Regions from separate parts of the Homo sapiens genome. Here regions 1, 3 and 4 are each linked to region 2. A link is a contact called in ENCODE Hi-C or POLR2A ChIA-PET data. All regions are on one chromosome and are shown on one strand. Each heading gives the region's core, a stretch centred on a gene start or an enhancer-like site at or near the end of the contact. The rest is flanking DNA. Distances are from core to core; before and after follow the strand shown. Region 1 holds the start of PSMB4 (proteasome 20S subunit beta 4). Region 2 holds the start of MCL1 (MCL1 apoptosis regulator, BCL2 family member). Region 3 holds the start of OTUD7B (OTU deubiquitinase 7B). Region 4 holds the start of ZNF687 (zinc finger protein 687).

Region 1 (4,918 bases), core at 482-2,981, 820 kb before region 2:
ACTAAGTCGCGGGCCTCGGTCTGGCTTAGCACTGGCTGCTTCTCCAGAACTTCTCGCAGCAGAGGCTAGGGAGATTGGGGGAAAACCATGGGGGGATATTGGGCTGAATAACAGGCTAGTTGTCTCAAATCTATGGTATAAAAAGCATTAGAGTGAAAGATGACATTCTACTTCTTGCCTCACCAGAATGAACTCTGCTTAGAAAATAAGCTAAGAGCCACTTCAGGAAGAAGTTCTAGGGTGTCCTCTCTTTGCATGTCTACTGACTCCCAGTCATGTCATCTTGTCACTGGAATCAGTGTCAACACCTACAGCCCCCAGACTACAAAGAAAACCATCTGCCCAGTAATAGCGATCCCAGCCCATCCCTCATATCAGAATTTCAGGAGAAAAGCAGACAACCACTAATCCATTTCCTTTTGTCTTCCCTTTCCCCCACCTCTAGACTTACTACTTACCTGAGCCAAGTATGCACCATAACCAGTGGCCAGCGAAGGGGCTTCATAGGCTACACCAAGCATGTCCACATAACCGAGGAAGCTAACAGGACACAATGGGTCAAAACTCATTTCACCTTAGATTCATCTTAGCTGAAGAAGGGGACCATGGGGTCTGAGTTAAAGTGGGATTCACTTGGGGAGAAGAGACAGAAGAGATACTACACAGGTACTAGGTTGGGTGGTAAAGGAAATAAGTTATTTGTATTCATATGAACCTCTCTCCATCAGCATAGCCTCCGATGACCATGGTGTTCCACAAAGGGTTCATCTTCGAGCGCCGGCTGTACATGGCCCTGGTCAGCCATGAATGAATAGCTCTAGGACTATAGCTGTGTCCATCTCCCAGAAGCTCCTCATCAATCCTTAAAAGGAATTGGTTGTGAGAAAAGGGAGAGAATTAAGTCGGGGTCTCCACCCATCCCCAAAAGAAGTTACCACACCTTCCCCCATTTTACACCTAATGCCAAAAACTTTATTGCAAACACAGATCGCCCACCTCCAACAACTCTTCCAGTCCCCCGCTGCAACAAGTCCCCCCATCCCATCGAAGGGAATAAAAAACAGGGGACTCCCCTCTCTACTTGGGAACCACTCTCCTGTTCTCTGGATGACTTACACCATCTGGCCGAGAACTTGCTTCAAATACTGGAAATCAGCGTAGTCGCCAGAGGCACCCAGCATGGTACTGTTGTTGACTCGCATAATGCGAGAGATGTTGCGGAAACGAGCCAAGGAGCCGTAGGATCCCAGCATGTCTGCGGCAATCACCACTCCGCCCTCGAACTTAACGCCGAGGACTGAGGTCCCGGTCACCATGGGGTTCCTAAAGAGTGAGAACGGTGGGAGCTGAGAGGGGGGATGGACTGCGCCCTCTTTCCGCGCACTGAGCTGCGCTTCTGATTTTCTATAATTCCTTCCAATTATTCTGCATTCTCCAGGACTCCGCGCCCTGAGCTCCCCTGCCGTTCGCGCGCCCCCGGGGTCCCCGCCTCACCTTCCCGGGCTCTCAAAACCAGCCGGCAGCACCAGGCCCCACGGTCCCTCCCGCTACGCAAACGAAAGCGCCGAGAACTTACTGGGTCCGCGTGATTGGACCTCTGTAAAGTGCAGACGCCGGATCCATGAAGGAATCGGGAGTGGACGGAATGCGGTAAAACTGTCCTGGGGCCGGACCCCCCGCCCAAAGTCCGGACCGCGACCCCAAAAACGCTTCCATCTTAGTCACGGTAGCAGAAAAAATGAAAGCGCTTGCGCCAACGGAAGCGGAAGTGATCCTTCAGTGTCATTTCTTTCTTTTTCCTGTAGACGACTTCCAGCAGCCATGTTGATGAGGTCGTAGCTGAACATGCAGTAATCCTAGGTGGCGACCGAGACAGGGAGTTGAAATTGCCCAACATCGCTTCGCATCGCATCGCATCTCCGTGGAGTTTGGACCAGATCACAGCGTTCTAACACACGATTCAAGGAGGAGGGAGGCATGAAGGTGGGGTGGGGAGGTGGCCACTTAAAGACGCTGATCCTGAGTGAGACGTCACAATTTTTTATTTTATTTTTTATTTTTTTGAGACGGAGTCTCGCTCTGGCCCCCAGGCTGGAATGCAGTGGCGCGATCTCGGCTCACTGCAACCTCCGCCTCCCAGATTCAAGCGATTCTCGTGCCTTAGCCTCCCGAGTAGCTGGGATTACAGGCGCCTGCCACCACGCCTGGCTAATTTTTTGTATTTTTGCTAGAGATGGGGTTTCACCATGTTGGCCAGGCTGGTCTCGAACTCCGGATCTCAGGTGATCCGCCTGCCTCGGACTCCCAAAGTGCTGGGATTACAGGAGTAAGCCGCCTCGCCCGGCCTAGAAGTCACAGTTCTCATGTTCCTTTTGTATCATTATCAAAAAGCCCACATGAAAATATCAGTGAACACAGGATCTCTTACATCTGTACTCCTCAGAGCAGCCCCATGTGGCAGGCATTATTCGACCCATTTGGTAAATAGGAAACCGAGGCTTGCGGTGTAGTGATTTACCCAGTCACACAGCCGATAACGGTAGAACTGAATCTTGAAGCTAGAATAAAAAAAGGAATCAGGGCCGGGTGCGGTGGCTCATGCCTGTAATCCCAGAACTTTGGGAGGCCAAGACGGGAGGATCACTTGAACCCAGGAATTCAAGACCAGCCTTGGCAACATGGTGAGACCTCACCTCTACAAAACAAAACAAAACAAAAAATTAGCCAGGCCTGTAATTCCAGCTACTTGGGAGGGTGAGGTGGGAGAATCGCCTGAACCCGAGGGAGGTTGCAGTGAGCCAAGGTGGCGCCACTGCACTCCAGCCTGGGCAACAGAGCGAGACCCTGTCACAAAAAAAAAAAAAAAAAAAAAAAAAAAAAGAATACACTTGTGTATACCCTGTGGGGTGTGATAGCTCAGGTGGATCAAGCACTCTCTGTGGGACCTTAGACAAGTCTGAAAGTTTCCTTATTGTCAAGGGCCCTTGCCCACCTCTAAAGAAACAGAAAAATTCCATTGGAAGTGTAGGGGTGAAACTAAATTCCAGGGGTTTCCTTCTCAGTGTAACTCCATAGCAGGGGCTGGAAACTGTCTTGAATCAAACTGGTGAATTTTGTCAAAGATAAACAAAGCCGGACACTAAAGTGGAAAGGACAGATTTCAATCAGTAATAACTACTACAATAAGGAAAAACAGTTCAGCATGAACTGAACTCAACTGCAATTTGTATGCAAGTAATGGGTATTTTATAGGGAAAATGAGGTTAGGGGACAGTGAGACAGAGGGTCAGTAGAGTCAGGGAAGTGAACATTTACAGAATTAGTCAATGTAAATGTGCTTAGGTCAATGATGTCTGCTAGCTGGCATTTATGGAAGTTAGGATTCCATCCTCCCACAGAGACTGGTGAGGATACCATCCTCAACACTGTCCTTAGGTGTCTTTTGTTTGTTTGTTTTTTGAGACAAGGTCTGGCTCTGTCACCCAGGCTGGAGTGCAGTGGCATGATCTCGGCTCACTGCGACCCTTGCCTCCCCGGCTCCAGCGATCCTCCAGCTGCAACCTCTCGAGTAGCTGGGGACTACAGATGCCACACCCGGCTAATTTTTGTTTTTGTTTTTTTTCTTTTTTTCTTATTTTGAGAGGGAGTCTTGCTCTGTTGCACAGGCTGGAGTGCAGTGGCACGATCTCAACTCAAAGCAGCCTCCGCCTCCCTGGTTCAAGCGATTCTCCAGCCTCAGCCTCCTCAGTAGCTGGGATTACAGGGGTGCACAACCATGCCCAGCTAATTTTTTTTTTGTTGTTGTTGTTGTATTTTTAGTAGAGATGGGGTTTCATCACACTGGCCAGGTTGGTCTCAAACTCCTGACCTCAGGTAATCCTCTCACCCCAGCCTCCCAAAGTGATGGAATTACAGGCGTGAGACACCACGACCGGCCTAATTTTTGTATTTTTTTGTAGAGACCAGGAGAGATCTCACCATGTTGCCCAGGCTAGTTTCAAACTCCTGAGCTCAAGAAATCTGCCCACCTCAGGCCGGGCGCGGTGGCTCATGCCTGTAATCCCAGGACTTTGGGAGACTTAGATGGGCGGATCACCTGAGGTCAGGAATTCAAGACCAGCATGGCCAACGTGATGAAACCCCATCTCTACAAAAAATACAAAAATTAGCCGGGTGTGGTGGCACACGCCTGTAATCCCAGGTACTTGGGAGGTTGAGGCAGGAGATTTGTTTGAACCCAGGAGACAGAGGTTGCAGTGAGCCAAGATTGCACCACTGCACTCCAGCCTGAGTGACAGAACTAACGAAACGCTGTCTCAAAAAAAGGAAAGAAAAGAAAGGAAAGAAGGAAAGGAAAGGAAGGAAGGAAAGAAAGAAAGGAAAGAGAGACAGACAGAAAGAAAAAGAAAGGAAGAAAGAAAGGAAGGGAAAGGAAAGGAAGGAAAAGGAAAGGAAGGAAGGAAGAGAAGAGAGAGAGGGAGGGAGGGAAAGGAAAGGAAGGAAAGGAAGAACGAAAGAGAGAGAAAGAAAGCTGCCCACCCAAAGTGCTGGGATTACAGGCGTGAGCCACTGCCCCTGGCCTATTCTCAGGTATTGGCTGGAACAAAGTAAATTATTTTGGCAGCCTTGAGTTTTCTCAGGCAGACACTTTAAGGCAGGAGAGGGTCACCTCAGGGATGTGACCCTGAGCTTTTAGAAGCTATGTTACCGGTGGGGTAATATAGCTATATATTTTATCTATATATAAAATAATTTTTTAAATGAGAGGATCCAGAGTCATCCCTCCTGAGAGTAGGATGTCAGAGAAAGCAAACTGCTAACTACTGATGATGCAATATTCAAAAGAACGTGAGAACCGTGAGAACAAGACATAAGACATCTTGGCCCACTGCAACCTCCACCTCCCGGGTTCAAGCAA
Region 2 (4,371 bases), core at 39-2,538:
CCTTGAGAATGTACTTTGTGAGATCCACCCCTGCCCACAAAACATTGCTCTCAACTTCACCACCTATCCCAAAACCTGTAAGAACTAATGATAATCCATCACCCTTTGCTGACTCTCTTTTCGGACTCAGCCCGCCTGCACCCAGGTGAAATAAACAGCCATGTTGCTCACACAAAGCCTGTTTGGTGGTGTCTTCACACAGACGCGCATGAAACACATCTCTACTAAAAATACAATAATCAGCTGGGCGAGGTGGCTCACAGCTGTAATCTCAGCACTTTGGGAGGCCGAGACAGGCAGGTCACTTGAGGCCATGAGTTCGAGACCAGCCTGGCCAACATCGTGAAAACCCCATCTCTACCAAAAATACAAAAACTAGCCAGATGTGGTGGCGCACGCCTGTAATCCCAGCTACTCGGGAGGCTGAGGTACCGAATCGTCTGAACGTGGGAAGTGGAGCTTGTAGTGAGCCGAGATCGCCCCACTGCACTCCAGCCTGGGCAACAGAGCTAGACTGTCTCAAAACAAACAAAAAATGGTGTCAAGACTCTCAGACGAGATTCTAATGGATTAAGGCCTATATGTAAATAGCACCAAAGACTATGGAACAGAGATGGGAGAAGCAAGCAGGGAGGCAGGAATAGTTTAGCTGTGGCAGTTTTAGCTTAGTCCACTTACATAAATGGTTCTTTAGGGTAGCACGTGGAGCATCCTCATTTCCAAACATTGGACTGAGAGTAGAGAGCTGTGCAAAATAACCACAAGTCCCCAACTATGCCCTCTTAATTATCCCTATCATCTAAGACTGTTGTTCCCATCCATCACTGAACTTCCCCGTCCTCTTCCTTCAACCCCTGTGTTAGTCAATGGTTGAAATTTTGATTTGGTAAAAAACCTCTGGCGAAAACCAGCAAAAAGGGCTCACAAATCAGGTCTCAGGGAAGCACAGAGGTAGCCACGAGAAGGCCCGAGGTGCTCATGGAAAGAGCTCGAGCCCAGGAGCTCTGGGAGGACCCCAGGCGCTCGGAGCCGCCGTTACGTAACCGGCACTCAGAGCCTCCGAAGACCGGAAGGCCCCGCTCAGGCCCCGGCTCAGGCCCCGGCCCCGGCCCCGGCCCCGGCCCCGCCCCGGCCCGGCCGGGCAGCTGGTAGGTGCCGTGCGCAACCCTCCGGAAGCTGCCGCCCCTTTCCCCTTTTATGGGAATACTTTTTTTAAAAAAAAAGAGTTCGCTGGCGCCACCCCGTAGGACTGGCCGCCCTAAAACCGTGATAAAGGAGCTGCTCGCCACTTCTCACTTCCGCTTCCTTCCAGTAAGGAGTCGGGGTCTTCCCCAGTTTTCTCAGCCAGGCGGCGGCGGCGACTGGCAATGTTTGGCCTCAAAAGAAACGCGGTAATCGGACTCAACCTCTACTGTGGGGGGGCCGGCTTGGGGGCCGGCAGCGGCGGCGCCACCCGCCCGGGAGGGCGACTTTTGGCTACGGAGAAGGAGGCCTCGGCCCGGCGAGAGATAGGGGGAGGGGAGGCCGGCGCGGTGATTGGCGGAAGCGCCGGCGCAAGCCCCCCGTCCACCCTCACGCCAGACTCCCGGAGGGTCGCGCGGCCGCCGCCCATTGGCGCCGAGGTCCCCGACGTCACCGCGACCCCCGCGAGGCTGCTTTTCTTCGCGCCCACCCGCCGCGCGGCGCCGCTTGAGGAGATGGAAGCCCCGGCCGCTGACGCCATCATGTCGCCCGAAGAGGAGCTGGACGGGTACGAGCCGGAGCCTCTCGGGAAGCGGCCGGCTGTCCTGCCGCTGCTGGAGTTGGTCGGGGAATCTGGTAATAACACCAGTACGGACGGGTCACTACCCTCGACGCCGCCGCCAGCAGAGGAGGAGGAGGACGAGTTGTACCGGCAGTCGCTGGAGATTATCTCTCGGTACCTTCGGGAGCAGGCCACCGGCGCCAAGGACACAAAGCCAATGGGCAGGTCTGGGGCCACCAGCAGGAAGGCGCTGGAGACCTTACGACGGGTTGGGGATGGCGTGCAGCGCAACCACGAGACGGCCTTCCAAGGTAAGGGGGTTCATTAATCGCCAAGGCCTCACTCCCTTTTTTCCATCTCTCCCCGGACTCACCCGCCAAGGGTGGGTTGGAAACCGAAACGAGTCAGTGTTGAAACGTGTCTCATCCTATTCCTGAAGCCAGAATATTCTGGCCATGAGTCATTGTTTCCGCCCATCTTGATTCTTTTGGAAATGGCAGCTCTTGTTCAAAGACCGGAAAGGGTGGGATGTCAATTTCAAGTGGGGTCAACCTGAGTTCTGTAAATCCCAGTAGCGATTTTCCCGCCGCGGGTGGGCAGGCGAATCTTGCGCCGGTTTAGACAAAGGAGGCCGTGAGGACCTGCATGCTTTTCTTTCTCAGGCATGCTTCGGAAACTGGACATCAAAAACGAAGACGATGTGAAATCGTTGTCTCGAGTGATGATCCATGTTTTCAGCGACGGCGTAACAAACTGGGGCAGGATTGTGACTCTCATTTCTTTTGGTGCCTTTGTGGCTAAACACTTGAAGACCATAAACCAAGAAAGCTGCATCGAACCATTAGCAGAAAGTATCACAGACGTTCTCGTAAGGACAAAACGGGACTGGCTAGTTAAACAAAGAGGCTGGGTAAGTTTGCCTTAAGGATGAAAGGGGCCTTGGAGTGGAAGTAGAATGAAGGATTTTTTTTAGAGAGGTGGGGATATCTAAAGGTTTTTATGACGCACGGCTGTTTGCAGGCTCTAACTAAAGGACCATTGTTTATTTGATGTTGATTTAAGTAGTGGATCCTTAGAGATAGTGGTATGGCGGTCTTGAATTGTATCAAAAATCTTGGTTTTCTCTAGGCAATTTTTTGTTCCAATTCAGTTGAATACTCTTCAGTGGATTCAAACCATGAAAAAATAAGTCACCAGGGGAGGATAGCTGAAATAATTCCTAAGGCGGTGCCTGTTTTAATGGAGAAGATATGGGGTGGAGCCTGCGTTTTAAACAAACCCAGATCTGATGCAGGATGTACTTAACTACGTTGAGAAAAACTGATCTGCGCAATTGAGGCGTTACTGAAATATTAGGTGGTGGAGATTTGAGAATAAGGGTTTTCGTCTTTTACCTCATGGGAACTCTGGAAGTCCTTTTGTTAGGATAAATCCTAATAAGACCAAGATAGTACTGTAAAATGAAGTTTAATTATCATGGGTCCCCGCTTAAGAAACTGAAGAACTTATTTTCTTTTTTTGCCCCGGGGTGAATAATAATTGGTTTACTATTGCTTTAGGGGGAAACCTTAGATATTTTAATTTACCTTCTCTCTGGATAGTAGTGTTGTAAGAGAGCAGAAACCCATACTTGAAAATGTGCTTTTCTTTTTTGTTTTCTAGGATGGGTTTGTGGAGTTCTTCCATGTAGAGGACCTAGAAGGTGGCATCAGGAATGTGCTGCTGGCTTTTGCAGGTGTTGCTGGAGTAGGAGCTGGTTTGGCATATCTAATAAGATAGCCTTACTGTAAGTGCAATAGTTGACTTTTAACCAACCACCACCACCACCAAAACCAGTTTATGCAGTTGGACTCCAAGCTGTAACTTCCTAGAGTTGCACCCTAGCAACCTAGCCAGAAAAGCAAGTGGCAAGAGGATTATGGCTAACAAGAATAAATACATGGGAAGAGTGCTCCCCATTGATTGAAGAGTCACTGTCTGAAAGAAGCAAAGTTCAGTTTCAGCAACAAACAAACTTTGTTTGGGAAGCTATGGAGGAGGACTTTTAGATTTAGTGAAGATGGTAGGGTGGAAAGACTTAATTTCCTTGTTGAGAACAGGAAAGTGGCCAGTAGCCAGGCAAGTCATAGAATTGATTACCCGCCGAATTCATTAATTTACTGTAGTGTTAAGAGAAGCACTAAGAATGCCAGTGACCTGTGTAAAAGTTACAAGTAATAGAACTATGACTGTAAGCCTCAGTACTGTACAAGGGAAGCTTTTCCTCTCTCTAATTAGCTTTCCCAGTATACTTCTTAGAAAGTCCAAGTGTTCAGGACTTTTATACCTGTTATACTTTGGCTTGGTTTCCATGATTCTTACTTTATTAGCCTAGTTTATCACCAATAATACTTGACGGAAGGCTCAGTAATTAGTTATGAATATGGATATCCTCAATTCTTAAGACAGCTTGTAAATGTATTTGTAAAAATTGTATATATTTTTACAGAAAGTCTATTTCTTTGAAACGAAGGAAGTATCGAATTTACATTAGTTTTTTTCATACCCTTTTGAACTTTGCAACTTCCGTAATTAGGAACCTGTTTCTTACAGCTTTTCTATGCTAAACTTTGTTCTGTTCAGTTCTA
Region 3 (4,602 bases), core at 2,083-4,582, 570 kb after region 2:
ATATATACACACACATATATACGTATATATACGTATATATGTGTGTGTATATATATGTGTGTATATATGTGTGTGTATATATATGTGTGTGTGTGTGTGTGTGTGTGTGTATATATATATTATTTTTTTTTTTTTTTGAGACAGAGTCTCACTCTGTTGCCCGGCTGGAGTGCAGTGGCGCGATCTCGTCTCACTGCAAGCTCCGCCTCCCGAGTTCACGTCATTCTCCTGCTTCAGCCTCCCAAGTAGCTGGGACTACAGGCGCCCGCCACCTCGCCTGGCTAATTTTTTGTAGTTTTAGTAGAGACAGGGTTTCACCGGGTTAGCCAGGATGGTCTCAATCTCCTGACCTCATGATCCGCCTGCCTCAGCCTCCCAAAGTGCTGGTATTACAAGCGTGAGCCACTGCTCCCAGCCGAGCCCTAGATATTTTTTTAAAAAATATGGATTCATGGTCTTCAGTTCCAAGAAAGAATTCTGCGTCAGTCTGAGGTTCCTAGGCATGTATAATATGTAGTTTTTAAAAACTCCCCAGAACCAATGGTCTAAATTATATTGGTGGCGGTGGAAAGGAAGTTATTTTGGTTTGGTTTTCTTTTCCACCACAAAAGCATATAAATGTAAATAGTTTTTTTCCCTGCCTAGCTACAACCTTTCTCTGAACATTTTCCCCAACTCTAGCCATTAGCCCCAGTATTGAAATAGTCTCTCTTTTTAGTTTCTCTGGTGAAATGCAAAGCTCTGGTTTTTCTGCTCTTGCTTAAAGTGATGTAAAAGCTCAGGGAGCTCCTTGAAGCAGCCCTTAGAATTGCTAAGACGAGTAAACAAAAACAGATCTCTAGGGTGGAAAAGAACTTTGGACAGAATAGCAGTTGAGGGTGTGTGGCCCTGTGTACACCGGTAGGATTTTGTCTGGTGCTTTTACCTTTTTTCCCTTACTATTCTACCTAGCAGCAAGAAATAGTCAACTGTGTTCTGGCTGCTGCCAATGTCTACATTAAACAGCTGCCTCTGAGCATCCAACCTAGTGCCAGCCTAAATGGCTGCATATCACTAGAGAAGAAGCCTCTAGTTTCTACGCAGAGAAACTGAGACACAGGAATGGGAAGGGAGTCACTTAATGGATTAGGGACTGGTTGAGCTGGGACCAGAACCCAGGTGGCCTGGCTCCCAGCCCAGCTGACCACACTGCTACCCACACAGCCTGGGCTGACCAAAGACAAGCAGCCCATTGAGCAACTGCACAAACAACAATGAATGATGGATGGTCAGAGCAAGAAATAGGCACAAAGCAACTGTGACCCCATCACTTCCTGGCCCCTAAATTTCCAGGCAAGCCTATAAAGTGTGGTCACTTAAATGACTTTGACCAGCAACTTGGCCCAGCTTTCAAATCTGGAGACCTTCTATGGTCACTGCCAAAAGAAAAAGTCTTATATTGAGGGTAGAGTGCCTTTGAGCTCCACGCCTGGTTCTATTAAGTCTGTGGCAGTGGCGTTAAGATTAGAAAGACATATTTATATGGGTATAACCTGGTTCTGGACAGCTGTGGTGAAACAAGGCAACTTTCAGATTTTGAGGCTCCTCTTCTACAGATCTGTGCTCCCATCTCAGATTTAACTAGCAAAGGGTAGGTGTGGTCAGTGATTGTTGTCACAATCATTCCAGAATGTTTGTGTAGAGTTACTAGAATTTCAGTCTTTTCATTCTAAAGTATTTTCATCCCTCTCACCTTTCTAGAACGACACCCTTTTCAGCTCCTTTCCAACGGCTGTAGCCAACTGATTCTACCCCAGAGTCCCAAGCGTCCACCCCCGTACCCTTCCAGTTCAGTTCAGTTAGAGTTCAGTTAGAGTCAATTTAGGTGACCAAATCTCATCCTGCTCTCCTCCTTAAATTTACCACTAAACGGTAGCTAAAATTTGTGGTCCCTTATACGCTTGAAGCCCACGCCAAATGACTTTACTTGTCAACCTCTATTGTATGTCTTGGATATGCCCCCATGCAAGGCACTCTGACTTGTTTGGCCTTAGCATGTGTGGACAGCCTTGGGCCCAGCCCTAAATTTTCGATTGTAAACCCAGGTGTATCCCTAAGAGATATAGCTGTCTAGGAAGTTTCCCTGTTTCAGGTGTCAGTTTCCTATTCTGAGCTAGACAATTCTAAAATGCCTATGCCCCACGCCTCCCCTTTAGAAACTGAGGAAGAAGTGAGGGGAAAGAAAAGTTGACTAGAGTATTTGTTTTTACATAGGCATAATGGGCACAATTAGGCAATACATTATTTTGAATATGCAGACCAGGTGCTATAATGTTAGGAATCTGAATTAAAATTTCAAATGTCTTTTGTTAGAGTATAGCCGGGGTTGGCATCGTTTTGTGTTTGTCATAAAGAGGTATTTACTAAATGGCCTTTCTTTCTTGAAACAGTCCACACAGGCCTAATACTTATTCATTCATTCAACAAATATGGAAGGTCTACTATGTGACAAGGATGGCTTATTATGTTCTCATAGCCATAGCTCATTGTCACTCAGGTAGGACACATACAAGTTCTGCTACATATAATATAGTTTTATGTATTTTACTAAATTGTAAAACCTTTGATGTCTGGGATTATGTCTTGTTAATTTTTGTATCCCCCTGTATCACTGAGAGCAGTGATACACATCACAGGGATACAATACATATTTGAATTATGCCATAATGTTTTAAAAGACATAACAAACGCACTAGAAGACATAACAAACGCACTATGTAAGTTTTTTTTACTGTTAGCAGTCTAAAGCAGATGTATCAACAGGGTATCACTGTTATGCAAGTAAATAAATATTAAGTGTTTACAGAGAAGGATATGTTCACTTCAAGAGTGAAGGAACAAGAGAAATATATAATTGGGTGGAGACTGGTGTGGAAGAAGCTAATCTTCCTCCGGTCACTCCAGAATGATTGTGTAGAGTTACTAGAATGTCAGTCTTTTCATTCTGAAGTATTTTCATCTCTCTCACCTTTCTACAACTACTCCACCCCTTTCAGCTCCTTCCCAACGGCTGTAGCCAACTGATTCTACCCCAGAGTCCTAAGAGTCCACCCTGTACTCCTCCAACTCCTGTTCAAGAATGCTCCAGACCAGGAGCTTTAGGGACTCGGGTCGGGAAAACACGGGGTCACGCGCGGGGCAAGCGCCAAACTGGCCGCAGCCTGGGGAGCGGCGCTAAAGGCGGGGCTGCGACGGGGCGGAGCGGGAGGAGGCCCGGGGGCGGCCTGGGTGTCACCACCAACCCGCTCCGGCCGGAAACTGGCGCCTGTTTCCGGCCGGACAGCAGAAAGCCACCGATCCTGAACCAGCCGCCGGAGCCGGAGTGGCGACCGGGTGCGGAGTGGGCAAAAAGCCACTGGGGGAGGCCAGTCCCGATCAGTCCTTTCTGGCTCCAGCTCCAGATCCCGTGCGGAGCAACAGCTGCGGTCGCAGTCTCCACCACCGCCTCCACCTCCATCGCCGTCGGGGGAGGGGCCGGCCGGACCCCGGGGTCACTGCCGAGGAATGAAGAGAGGCGGCCGGGCCCCGCGCTCCGCCCCGGCCTAGGGCCTTGCCCCGGGAGCCCGCGAGGGTAACGGAGCCCCCCGTCCTGACACCGTCCCCCGTCTGCTCCCGCCCCTCCCGGCTTCTCAGACTCGCAAACTCTGCTCCTCAGATCGCCACTGTCCCCTTTCTCCTTTCTGAATCTGTTTCACCCGAAGCCATCTCCCCTCGGCACTCCTTTCTCGCCCTGACTGCTCCTTGCTTCGTCCCGATCTTTCCTCCTCCCTTTCACCTGCGTCCTGCGTTCCTACCCCGCGCTCTCCAGCTCCCGGCCTCCCTTCCTGAGCTGTGCTGGCCAGTTTGGACGGTCCCCCCTTGTCAGCTAGACTTTCGGGAGGGATGGTGGAGTTTTAAGGTGATTAAGATGCAGTGTATTATCCCCACAGTAGGATAAAGTTCATTTAAAATCTCAATATAATACTAAAATGAAAAGCAAATAAGCTTATTCTTCCTATTGATAGCCAAACTAAGGTGCATACAGTAATGGAGGAAAGGCGAGAAAAAGGTGTGTGTGTGTGTTTGTGTGTGTGTGTGAGAGAGGGAGAGAGACGGAGGTTGACGGATTCTAGGGCAGTCTTAAGAACTTTAGAAAAAAGAAAAGTTGCCATGAGCCGATGGAAACTTTAGAAGCTGATGATGAGTAAGCCGGGGGCTGCGTGATCTCACTCTTCTCATAATTACTAGGTTAACGGTGTGGCTCCGGTCGGGATGGAATGGGATTTGTTTACTGGGCCGGCGTATTTTTAGCTTGTCGGCTCACAAGGACCAGCGCTCAGAGTCTCTTTCTCCCCGCTCGTGGTAGTCTTTCTTGTCTAACCTAGGTGGCTTCTCTGGGCACAATAAAGATGTAAAAATTTGAAATTAGAAACTGACTGGTGGAATTTTATGGAAGAAGTTCCCCACAAACTTTTCAGGCAGCTTTTCACGAATGCAAAGCCTAGAATTAGCAGGACGTTGACTTTTATTTTCCTTATCTTTTTATACGTACTACGTAACGCTTTGCTTAGAAATTCACATGCT
Region 4 (4,558 bases), core at 1,676-4,175, 700 kb before region 2:
CCACACAGATCTGAAAGGCTGCATGTACAAAGGGACAATGCCATAAGCCAAGACTTAAGAAATGATCCTCGTTCAGCTTTATCAGGGGCGTGCAGTACAAGCAAGTTTCTTCAGTGCCTTACTTTTGCTGTTTGAAAGAGGACACAAATGGCCGGGTGTGGTGGCTCACATCTGTAATCCCAGCACTTTGGGAGGCCAATCACTTGGGCCCAGGAGTTCAAGACCACCCTGGGCAACATGGTGAAACTCCCCAGGCATGATGGCACGTGCCTGTAGTCCCAGCTATGCCTCCCAGCTGACATGGGAGGATCCCCTGAGCCCGGGAGGTCGAGGCTGTGATGGGCCATGATCATGCCACTGCACTCCAGCCTGGGTGACAGAGTGATACCGTCTCAAAAAAAAAAAAAAAAAAAAAAAAAAAGACAAGACAAGGCAGAGAGCACAAGTGATCTATGTATCATAGGGTTATTCTGAGCATAATACAAAATTGCTAATGTAAGAATCCCACCAAGAATACGATTTACTATTCCAGATGAACCAAGCAAGGACATGTCAGGTCAAGGAGGAACTGGAAAGGAATAAGCACTGGAACTCTAGGGCTGGGGTCGGAGGCAAGAGTCAGGGGTCATGCAGGATCAAGTCTAGGGCACCTGGGCCATCACTGGCACCTGGAGATCTAGCTTGGTCAGCAGGGAGAAAAGGACTCAAGGAAATTACCCAAGAGACCAAGATGGAAAGAATAAGACACAGGAACAGAAAGAGACAAAGAGAAGAGACAGAGGGGAAAATGGTGATGGCAGCCTGGTCACAAGGGCCCCAGCCTAGACCTCTCCTGTCACAAACACCTGCTGCTCGCTCACTACCTTCCCCAGAGTGCCTGGCCCTCCCCTAGCCAGCCCTTCCTTCTCCACCCCTCCCCATCTTGCTTTCCCGAGGCTAAAACTCCCAAGATACATACACATTTCTCCAGCACAGCTGCCACAGTGGGAAAAAGCCAGGCTCCCTCAACCCTCACCCATCATTTCTGCTCCAAGCTCCTCACCCCATTCCATCCCCTAACTTTAACTCCTCACCCTTTCCATTTTCCTGTGGCAACAGTAGCCCAGGAAGTTTCACCTAGCCTCAACCTGGCCAAGTGCAAAAAATAAAATTAAAAATCCCACAAGAATTATGTGGCACTAATCCAACAAGCAGGCCAGCTCAGAGTTTGTGGGAGACCCAGGTCTGTCCCCTACCAGTGTCTCCCCATGAGTGTTTCTGTATCTACGAAGAAGCAACTAAAGAGTCTATCCCTATCCATTCCCTGCCCAGGTTGCAGGCCATTTCCCAGCCAGCTCTCCCACCTCTCTCCAGTCTTCAGACTGTAACTAGAGACAGTCCCAGCAAGTGGCAGCTGGGATTGCTGGGACCAAGGTTGGGGTGGGGGCAAAACCAAAGGGGGAGTCCTCCCCTCACCCCCACCCTATTCAATTCTGCAGAATCTGGGTTTAAACAAAAACCCTTGTCTCTATAGGCCTGGCTCCTAAGCCTGGTTCCCTCCTGACCAGAGGCCTGAGCTACCTTCCACTCAGGTACTCAGAAAAGTGGACTGCTACAACGAAGACCAGCGGGGACTAGGAGAAAACACCTGCGAACTCACCCGCCCCCACACCCCGCCAGCCACCTCCCTCTTGGGTGCCCCAGTGACTTAGAGGTCATCCGATGGCCACCCACCCAGAGCAGACAGTCGACCAAGCAAGCCGCCAAGCTCAAGCCAAGGAGGATCAGGCCTTCCTGCGACTGCTGAGCCCTGTCTCTAGGGCTCCTATCTCCCCCGCCCCCTTTCCCTCTGTGGTTCCCCAAAAGCCAAAGAGGCTGAACAGGAAGAGGCTGAACAGGCCCAGGTCGAGTGGGGGCTCCACTGACCTTTGCCCGGGCCCAAGGCCTGCAGCGCAGAGGAGGGCGAGGGGCTGGCGGCGATTAGGTTGAGGCCAAGCTGGGTAGCAGACGGAATTAAGTCCCTGCCATCTGCCGAGGGCTGGCGCGGGGAGCAAGTCCTGGGTTTCGAGGAGGGGGCGGGGTGTACACATGAGAAACTACAAGGGAAACTGAGGCGCGCGGCCCTTCTCTCACTCGCACCGGCGTGCGAAGCGAAGGCCGGGCCTCAGCCAGGCCAGGCCCTTTGGGAGCTGCTGCGCAGCACCTGGGGACCCAGGACTACACAGGATAGGGTGGGGAGCTGGAAAGAGGGGAGGAGAGAGGGGACGGTCTCTGCGCGACTCTCAGCTCTCTAGCTGGGGTCCGTCCCAACTCGGACCTCGTCCCCTCCCCTCCGGGCGCAGCGGAGCCTCCTCCCGCCGCGCACTCCCGGAGGCTCGCTAGAGACTGGAGACTGATCGGGGGGTGCGCAGGGGGCCGGGGGCGCAAGCCTGAGTCTTGCCCGGGCCCGGACGCTGACCCGCACCCAGTCGGGGTGCAGGTTCTGCTCCGGCCTGGCCCAGGTCCCCCGCCCCCATCCCCGGGAACGGACACCATTTTAGGTCGCGACATCCCGCAGCCTTCAATCTCCGGGCCGCACTTCGGGTGCCTCTCGAGCCGGGGGCGCCAGGACCTGGGGTTCTCGACCCTCCTGGGGGTTTACCCGGCTACGGACTGTGCTTACAACAGGCCAGGAGTTTCGCCCATCCGCCCCAATGGATGGAGGCGGTGTCTGGGCCTTCCTAGAAGCCGCCCCAGGGGGCGGCGCGGAGAAGGGGGTAGTTGACCAAGTGGGGGAGGGGCGGGGGTATTTACCCGCCCCCCCCAAGGGGGCGGAGCCAAGGGCGGGTATTTACCCCAGGCACGCTTACTTGTTCCGCTCCTGGTGCGGGCCGAGACCCGGCGGTCTCTACCCCGCTCCAGCCGCTGCAGCCACCGCCGCCCTCCCCGCGGCCGCCGCTACTTCCTGCTTCTCTCCGGTTCGGCCTCCCCACTCCCTCTCCTCCCTCCGCGCTCCAGGTCTGGGCTGCCCGTTTTCGCACTCGCCATTGGCCCTTGCCCCCGTCGCTCAGCCCTGTGCCCCTTCCAGCCCCGCACTGGGTTGGCCCTAAATACTGCCGCTCGGAACTAGCCCCGCACAGTCCTCTTATGCTCATTGGGCAAGGGGCCGAGGCCCTCTGAAGATACCTCTCCCCATTGGCTGCGCCGGGGTCCGTCTGCCCCATCTACGAGTCTCGTAAACGATTGGCCTCCGCCACTGTCGCTTAGAAAGAAGCCAGCCTGCTTCCCAGCTTGCCTACTGGAAGGGGGAGCACCCAGGTGCGTCTCCGCCCCTCGCTCCCTACTGGCCGCTCGAAGCTTGAAGCTGCAGTTCACTTTCGCGAATGTAAGGAACCCAGCTTCTGTGTGGTGGGCACTGAGAGCAGAACCGCATTGAGTCGGAGTGGAGCACAGAAGTGTAGGTCCTTTTGCGCTGTTTCAAGCTAAACCCGTGTCACTGATGCCGTACAGAAGTTACAGAATGGGACGCCACCCCAAACATTACGTCATCCGCTGACCATTTCCTTGCGGTCTTCCCACCGTCTAAATCGCCATATAATCTGATGGATGGGGTCCTCGCGCGGTTCAGCTCCTGGGCGACAGCGTAACCCGTCGCTCCTCCCTCTGCGGGAGGGCGTGGACGGGGCACGGGATTTGGAGCATGGAAGGAATCGGGACCTAAAGGTTGGGAAGGGCTCGCGGACCGGAAGCGGGGGAGGTGACGTAGGAGTGCTGGCGTGGCCGGGCCATTTCCAAAGAGGCATTAAAGGAGCAACTGATAGGCGTCCTAAGTATGGGCTGGGGGGGGAACCGCCAGCTCCATTTCCCATTTAAGGGCTCCCCTTTTCCCCGCCCCCAGCATGGAGTGGGGGTGGGGTCAAGGTCGAGTTTTCCCGCGCTTTGTTGCCACGCCCCCTGGAGGCGGGGGAAAGGGAGGAGTCGCTCGGAAAATGAATCTCCTTGATGCTCTAATAGCACTCACTGGCAGAATTCGTATGCAAGCCCAGTGTGCCACCTCGCGCACGCAGCCGCTCGTTAACGGCGTGTTTTTATTTTTTAATTAATTTTTTTGAGGCAGAGCCTCACTCTGCTGCCCAGGCGGGAGCACAGTGGCGCGATCACGGCTGACTGCAGCCTCAACCTCCCAGGCTCCAGTGATCCTCCCGCCTCAGCCTCCTGAGTAGCTGGGACTACAAGTGAGCGCCAAATCGCCCTGCTAACTTTTTTATTTTTTGAAGAGACAGGGTTTTGCCATGTTGCCCAGGCTGGTCTCAAGCAATCCTACAGACGTGAGCCACTACTCCCTACCTTGGCGAAGTTTTTTATTTTTTATTTTTTGAAACGGGGCCTCATTCTGTCGTCCAGACTGGAGTGCAGTGGCGGGATCTCGGCTCACGGCAACCTCCGTCTCCCAGGCTCAAGCAATTCTCCTGCCTCAGCCTTCCGACCAGCTGGGATTACAGGTGTGCGACACTACCCGCCCGGCTAATTTTTGTTTTTTTCTTTTTTTTTTTTTTTTGAGACGGAGTCTCGCTGTGTCGCCCAGGCTGGAGTGCAGTGG

What was found. A loop is a pair of places that touch in the nucleus more often than their neighbours do. ChIA-PET counts read pairs that join two places held with the same protein, here RNA polymerase II (POLR2A). Pooled maps may share reads with other maps.
Region 1: a pooled map shows a loop between it and region 2 (11-fold over the local background). The contact joins the promoter of PSMB4 here to the promoter of MCL1 in region 2. A Hi-C loop is called at or near these places in 4 of 50 pooled maps. POLR2A ChIA-PET finds 5 or more read pairs at or near these places in 2 of 52 experiments (PC-3 and activated B cell).
Region 3: a pooled map shows a loop between it and region 2 (4-fold over the local background). The contact joins the promoter of OTUD7B here to the promoter of MCL1 in region 2. A Hi-C loop is called at or near these places in 1 of 37 single-sample maps with no recorded cell type and 1 of 50 pooled maps. POLR2A ChIA-PET finds 5 or more read pairs at or near these places in 3 of 52 experiments (Panc1, activated B cell and endothelial cell of umbilical vein).
Region 4: a loop to region 2 is called in a map with no recorded cell type, with 21 times the contacts of the local background. The contact joins the promoter of ZNF687 here to the promoter of MCL1 in region 2. A Hi-C loop is called at or near these places in 8 of 37 single-sample maps with no recorded cell type and 10 of 50 pooled maps. POLR2A ChIA-PET finds 5 or more read pairs at or near these places in 2 of 52 experiments (B cell and BJ).

Annotation. Positions count from the first base shown.
Region 1 is chr1:151,396,386-151,401,303 of GRCh38, reverse strand. PSMB4 (proteasome 20S subunit beta 4) reads right to left here and starts at 1,731. Exons shown (of 7, transcript NM_002796.3): 1 at 1,577-1,731; 2 at 1,117-1,323; 3 at 716-862; 4 at 459-540; 5 at 1-65. The coding sequence starts at 1,716. RefSeq lists a silencer at 1,004-1,161 and enhancers at 930-1,651, 2,002-2,051, 1,652-2,374.
Region 2 is chr1:150,576,527-150,580,897 of GRCh38, reverse strand. It overlaps MCL1 (MCL1 apoptosis regulator, BCL2 family member), which reads left to right and starts at 1,288. Exons shown (of 3, transcript NM_021960.5): 1 at 1,288-2,055; 2 at 2,407-2,654; 3 at 3,407-4,371. The coding sequence starts at 1,368. The coding sequence ends at 3,523. It overlaps LOC107985203 (a long non-coding RNA gene), which reads right to left and starts at 1,068. Exons shown (of 3, transcript NR_186818.1): 1 at 679-1,068. RefSeq lists silencers at 978-1,317, 1,388-1,517 and enhancers at 1,091-1,385, 1,434-2,151, 2,152-2,870, 1,831-3,030.
Region 3 is chr1:150,009,456-150,014,057 of GRCh38, reverse strand. It overlaps OTUD7B (OTU deubiquitinase 7B), which reads left to right and starts at 3,332. Exons shown (of 12, transcript NM_020205.4): 1 at 3,332-3,610. LOC124904413 (a long non-coding RNA gene) reads right to left here and starts at 1,595. Exons shown (of 3, transcript XR_007066598.1): 1 at 1,533-1,595. RefSeq lists silencers at 3,171-3,220, 3,481-3,770 and enhancers at 4,291-4,340, 3,705-4,587.
Region 4 is chr1:151,280,666-151,285,223 of GRCh38, reverse strand. ZNF687 (zinc finger protein 687) reads right to left here and starts at 2,925. Exons shown (of 9, transcript NM_020832.3): 1 at 2,829-2,925. ZNF687-AS1 (ZNF687 antisense RNA 1) reads left to right here and starts at 3,295. Exons shown (of 2, transcript NR_135595.1): 1 at 3,295-3,681. RefSeq lists enhancers at 1,814-1,883, 2,192-3,077, 3,124-3,353, 3,384-3,583, 3,078-3,962 and silencers at 2,304-2,463, 2,744-3,023, 3,705-4,045.